Linked DNA regions of Homo sapiens: region 2 is linked to region 1. Evidence: chromatin loops called from intact Hi-C (ENCODE). Cell type or tissue: IMR-90. All regions are shown on one strand. Each heading gives the region's core, and the rest is flanking DNA. Links, peaks and the distances in the headings are about the cores only.

Evidence for each region. Hi-C counts contacts between places; a loop is a spot of excess contacts. Peaks named below come from ENCODE experiments on the same cell type or tissue, not always from the same donor. Only the 100,000 strongest peaks of a DNase experiment are listed, where the experiment ranks them.
Region 2: it touches region 1 in a loop (7-fold over the local background); 4 of 110 quality-filtered maps call a loop at or near these places.

Annotation. Positions count from the first base shown.
Region 1 is chr4:69,879,694-69,882,623 of GRCh38, forward strand. No RefSeq gene overlaps it. Among named protein-coding and RNA genes, the nearest start is that of SULT1E1, 21 kb to the left of the region's middle. In IMR-90, for the core only: a CTCF peak has its summit at 1,673 (motif pointing left); no DNase peak of the experiment used is centred there.
Region 2 is chr4:68,497,198-68,500,127 of GRCh38, forward strand. It overlaps TMPRSS11E (transmembrane serine protease 11E), which reads left to right. Exons shown (of 10, transcript NM_014058.4): 10 at 1-407. Among named protein-coding and RNA genes, the nearest start is that of TMPRSS11E, 51 kb to the left of the region's middle. In IMR-90, for the core only: a CTCF peak has its summit at 1,409 (motif pointing right); a DNase peak (open chromatin) is centred at 1,404.

The sequences.
Region 1 (2,930 bases), core at 252-2,751:
CTGATGGGCACTTGGGTTGATTCCATGTCTTTGCTGTTGCTGCAATGAACATATAAGTGCATGTGTCTTTATAATATTACAATATATATTCTTTTAGGTATATACCCAGTAATGGGATTTCAGGGACAAATAGTATCTGTGTCTTTAGGTCTTTGAGGAATTGCTACACTGTCTAAAAAGCTCAATATCACTGATCACTAGAGAAATGCAAATCAAAACTACAATGCAATACCATCTCACACCAGTCAGAATGGCTATTATTAAAAAGTCAAAAAATAACAGGTGCTGGTAAGGTTGCAGGGAAAAAGGAATGCTTATACACTGTTGGTGGGGTGTACGTTAGTTCAGACATTGTGAAATGTTTTGATCTTATGTAGTCAATCTTATCTAAGGTTCTTATGTGGTGTCTGATTTTGAGCTCTGAATAGAAAAGCCTTCCCTACTCCAAGTTCACAAAAACAAAACAAATAAATAAACAAAAAACCTTACTGTGGCCAAGCAGGAATATAATTTCACTCAACAGGATCTGGTTGAAGATAGTTTAATGAAGGAACTATTCATGAAAGTACAGACAAGATAAAGAAAGTGGTGAGAAGTGCTAAGAACCCCAGGGACTGGCTTTGGTAGGAAGCCATCACCACTCCTGGCCTGAAGGGGTAAGAAGACAAGGTGTGCCTGCAACCATGTGAGACTGTGAGACCTGAATTAGGGGCCTCCTTGAAAGAGCTTAAGTGTGGCCATTCTTGTTGATTTTTCTGTATGAACATGGAATCAGCATGTCTAATTAAAATATAAAACAAATCTTTTGCTTTTATTGCTTTTGTTTTATTAATTAATTTAGGAAGACTTGTCATCTGTATGAGTTTATATCTTCCTATATACAATCGTCATACCTCTCAATTGTTCAAGGCTTAGTTTTCATCCTTCTGTAGGCTTCAATTTTTTTTTTTCAGAGAAGTCTTATATGATCCTACCTATATGGGGAAGGGTATTTTATCTTTTGTCATTATTGTTGTTGTCATATTGCTTTTACAAATGGTTGGTTTTTGTCCAGCATTTGTTCTGTCAGGTGGTTCTGTGATTGATTGAAAGCTCTTGCACTAGCAGTTCCATTTCAATGTGAGCTTTGCAACTTTAGGAGCTCAGGTGACATTGTTCACTAGTGAGTTCTCTTTCTGCCCTTCTTCTCTTCATTTCTTTGCTATCAGATTTGGCCAGTCTCAACCAGTGCAAGCAAAGTGACACCAAAATGTCTTAATTATTTCCCTGATATTTACATTTTAATTACAAAATACATATGTTGTCATTGTAGAAAAATAAAAAAGAACATAGAAGCTAAAAATATTACTGTAATATGTGAAATAAAAAGAACCCTTCCACTTCTTAATCACTTAATTATTATTTTTTCCTTTCATGGTCTATGTATTTTTTTTCAAACAGCTGAACAAAACTGATGCTATGTCAGTAAAAAAATAAAAATAAACCACTTACCAATTACAAATTATGTAAAAATGGACTCCTTAGGCAAAAATTATATATTTTAATTCTATAAATAATTGTTCATCTATATAAAGCAGTAGAATAATTTTCTGTTGAAGACTGTGTCATCTGATCAACCCCAGAACAGACTGAGGCTTCAGACTATGCTGGCAGCACAGTATCCTGCTGCTCTCTAGTGGCACATTTCAATATCTGCAGGCAGATTGACTAGGCAATGTTATTTCATTTTTGGATTTCTGGCTTGGAGCAAAGGAAAAATCAAAAATGATCCAAAAGTTTAGAGACAGTCAAAGCTATTAATTTGCTGGTGTTTTATCAAGTTCTGTGAGAGTGAATTAGTCTGAGTAGTATCTTTTTTTTTGTTCAATTCAAATAGTTGTTTCAATTAAATATATAAGACTATTTAAAAATTAATTCAAGAAACATTTTATTAGCATTAGCTAAATGCCAGACATTATGCTAGCCAGTGAAAACACAGTTCAGTAAAAGGTAGACCTTTATTTTGAAGGAGGTCACATAATAATAACACTGCCATAATGTGTCATACTGAATATAACAGCACAGTACAAAGAAAGTACAAAAAGGAAAAATAAATGTATTCACATTCCCTATTCTTGATCAATTTCAGATAGAAGGCCTTAATTTACAATGGTGTTATTTCCTCTAGTGCTTGACGTAAAGTTGACAGAGCTTGGTAGAAGAGAATAGTGTTTTTAATCAGTTTTCTCATTTTAAGACCATTTCCTCAAAATATCACTTAATTCACTATGCTCTAGTCTTTTCGATTAACTTTAAAAGCGTGCTAATCCACATGAAGCAACTCCTCGCCCCTATCCTTGACTGGGATTTTGTGCTATTTCGTACTAATTGGAGGAGAACCTCATGTGTGCTCCAACTGCATCTCCTTTAGGATCAGATGTTTTTCCTGGTCATTCTAATTACTGGAGAAAATCCTATTTCAAAAACCAAAGAAATCTGGAACCCTAACACAGTGCCTTCCCACTCCTACCCACTTATTTACAAATATCCCCATTATAAGAGGCTTTCTACCTGAAACCTTTTTTCCCCAATAGACATGAATAACACCTACAATCACCCTCCAGGTTGTCACACTCCACACTGGAATTTGTACTTTTATTTGTGAACACTCCTGCAGGGAGGGTAAGCTCTACAGATGGCTTAGTTCCCTTAGTACTGTGCTCATTCCTCTTCCTTCCAGCCTCCCTGGTCCTTAGAGCAGAATAATGGCTAAGCCTGAAGAGTGAGGAAAGGGTCCATGAAAAAGGAAATATTTGAGCTGAGTTTTAGATGACAACTCAGATTTCTCAAAAGAAGAAAGAAGAAAGGAAGAAACAACATTCTATTTAGGGAAAAAATCAGGTAAAGTTATCTGCATTAGTCTGTTTTCACACTGCCATAAAGAACTGCCC
Region 2 (2,930 bases), core at 256-2,755, 1.4 Mb before region 1:
ATCCATTTTCAAGGTGCAGAACAAGGAGTGAAAGAAAATATAAGAAGAAAAAAATCCCCTACATTTTATTGGCACAGAAAAGTATTAGGTGTTTTTCTTAGTGGAATATTAGAAATGATCATATTCATTATGAAAGGTCAAGCAAAGACAGCAGAATACCAATCACTTCATCATTTAGGAAGTATGGGAACTAAGTTAAGGAAATCCAGAAAGAAGCCAAGATATATCCTTATTTTCATTTCCAAACAACTACTATGATAAATGTGAAGAAGATTCTGTTTTTTTGTGACCTATAATAATTATACAAACTTCATGCAATGTACTTGTTCTAAGCAAATTAAAGCAAATATTTATTTAACATTGTTACTGAGGATGTCAACATATAACAATAAAATATAAATCACCCATTTGCTTGACATTATGATATGATAATCCACAAAGAAGGGGAAGATGGGAAAAATGTTACTAGTCAATTTATTGTAAATTTTTTTAAAATTTGAGGCTAGGATGAAAATTAATTTAATAACAATCAGCATGCTTATGTACTAAAATAATTGTGTTGTGGAATGGGAGGGAACGAAGAGTTCAAACAATTGACTGGAAAGGTTTTATTCATCTAAGACTTTCCCAAACAGCAAATCCTTGAAGGGAATGAGATCCAGGTGTTAGTGTACAGTCTAGTCATGCAACTGAACTGGGGCTCAGACCTCTATTTTGAGATGATTGTAGATATTTTTCTTCCCCTGCTGCTGTGTTTACAGTTCATACATGGTTAATGGTCCTGTTAGACTCCTCTTCGCTGAGATGGAAAGATACCATAGAGAAAATATCCTGGAAGCTGCCTCACTGCTGCATCTAGTGTGACACTGAATGGCTAACTGCCTGGATAACAAAACTGAAGAGTAAAAGCATGATATTGGCCACCTTCATGATTTTTAGTTTTGGTAAATTATTACTGAGCTGTTAGAGACACAGCTTTCAAGTAATCCAGACCGTAATGAAGTTAGGACTGGTACCATGATGTACGGCATGTTAATGGTGAGATTTCACCAAGTCTGTCCTCATTGCATATAGCTACTCATATAAGTTCTATATTGTACAATAATTACCCTGAAAACCAGTATTGCCACGAAAAATTTAAGTTTATTGATCTGAATAACACTGGAGTATGAACTGATAACATTTAGGCACTTGGCAAAAATATGAAAACTGACATGAATTGATAGTGCTAAATATTTTGCATAAGCTATTTTTGTTTCATTTAGCAAAATGCTCTGGGAAAAAACAAAATTGAGGAAAACCTTGAATTTTAAGCAAGGATATAAGTACCTTTAAAACTACTCTCAGTGTTCTGTTAAAAATGGATTCCTCTTGTTTCAGTGTATTCTGTAGTTGGGCCTCTAGGTGGCACCCACAAGCTGTAGGAAGCTATGGGGAAGCCTGACATCAAGAAGGATGTCTAGATCTGTAAGTAATAATGAGAACTGTACCTGAAATTAGAGTCTCGTGAAACCAAAAGAATACAGTTTTTCTTTGCAAATGGCGTTTAAAAATTAATTCGTGTTGATTTACATCATTATTCGTATTTTTCAAATTTCTGGACATTTGATTCCAAACTAAAATAAAATTTATGTTGCATGATTTGAGGAACTCCCTCTGCAAAAGCACCTGGAGCAATTTAAATTAAGAAGAAATTTTAAAAGCTTAATTTTGCAATGACATCTTATTCCTAAGAGAAATACTTTTGATATTTCCTTCTACAAAGGATTTGAGAAATAGAAGTTTGGGTCAAAGTGAAAATATGAGCGATAGTTCAAACTTTATGTACATAGAGAAATAGGTAATACATTTCTAAAATGGTAACTTCTTTTGAAAAGTAATTACCAAAGGGTTTTATCTGCATGTCTGTGTTAACTGTTTCATTGGAGATAGTTAAGAAGATGTGACGATAATATTTATTACTTTTTTCAAGAGGGCAGGCAGTTCCTCTTCTATATCTTCGATCTCTCTTCCTACAGCACTAGTAAAGTACTCTGTATATAACAGTCCTTCAATAAATGTTGTTGAATGACTCTTTTATTTTTACATTATGCAGAAAACATAGCTTTATTATTATTTACACATTGATTTTTAAAAGTAATCCCAGATTTTACACTGAGTGAATTAAGCCGGTTACTATTTATCTAAGCCTATAATCTCACCCGTAAGATAGAGATGATATTTGCTCAAATGATTGTTGTGGAAATAAAACTGTGAATGTTTAAAAAGTGCTTAGCACAGTTCTTGGAACATTAGTAGGTGTTCAAGAGACCATAGTAATAATAACTGTTGCTATAATGAAACTACACTCTTGTTTTAAAAAATATGGTATTTGATTATAACAGGCTGAATACCTTTTTTTTTTGAAATGACAAGATAATTAGACCAACAAAATGTGCTAGTTAAAAAAATTTCTGATTCTACAAAAAGTTTTACTGGGATAATTCCGAAACATATTTATCAAAGTGGTCTGTCAATGTGAGGGTTCATTCTAACTTTTGACTTCAATTTTAAAAAATGATAAACTTTATTAACCACCGAGTGGCTGGATTATATCAAGATCTATGGTGTAGTTCAAATGTCGCCTCTTCCCTGAAGCCTTTTTTTACTTCCTCAAGTGGATGTACTATACGTTTCTTCTGAACTTCCTTACCATTAATTTTTTTTATTTTCAGATAATCATTGATTCAGATACGGTTAAGATATAACTGTAAGATATAATTCACAGAGATTCTGTGTACCCTTTACTCAGTTTACCTCAATAGTAAGATCTTGCTTAGGTGTAGTATAATATTACAATGAAGAAGTTGACATTGAGACAATCCATTAACTTTATTAGGATGCAATCAATTATATATGTGTGTGTAGGTGTGTGTGTAATTAGTTCTATG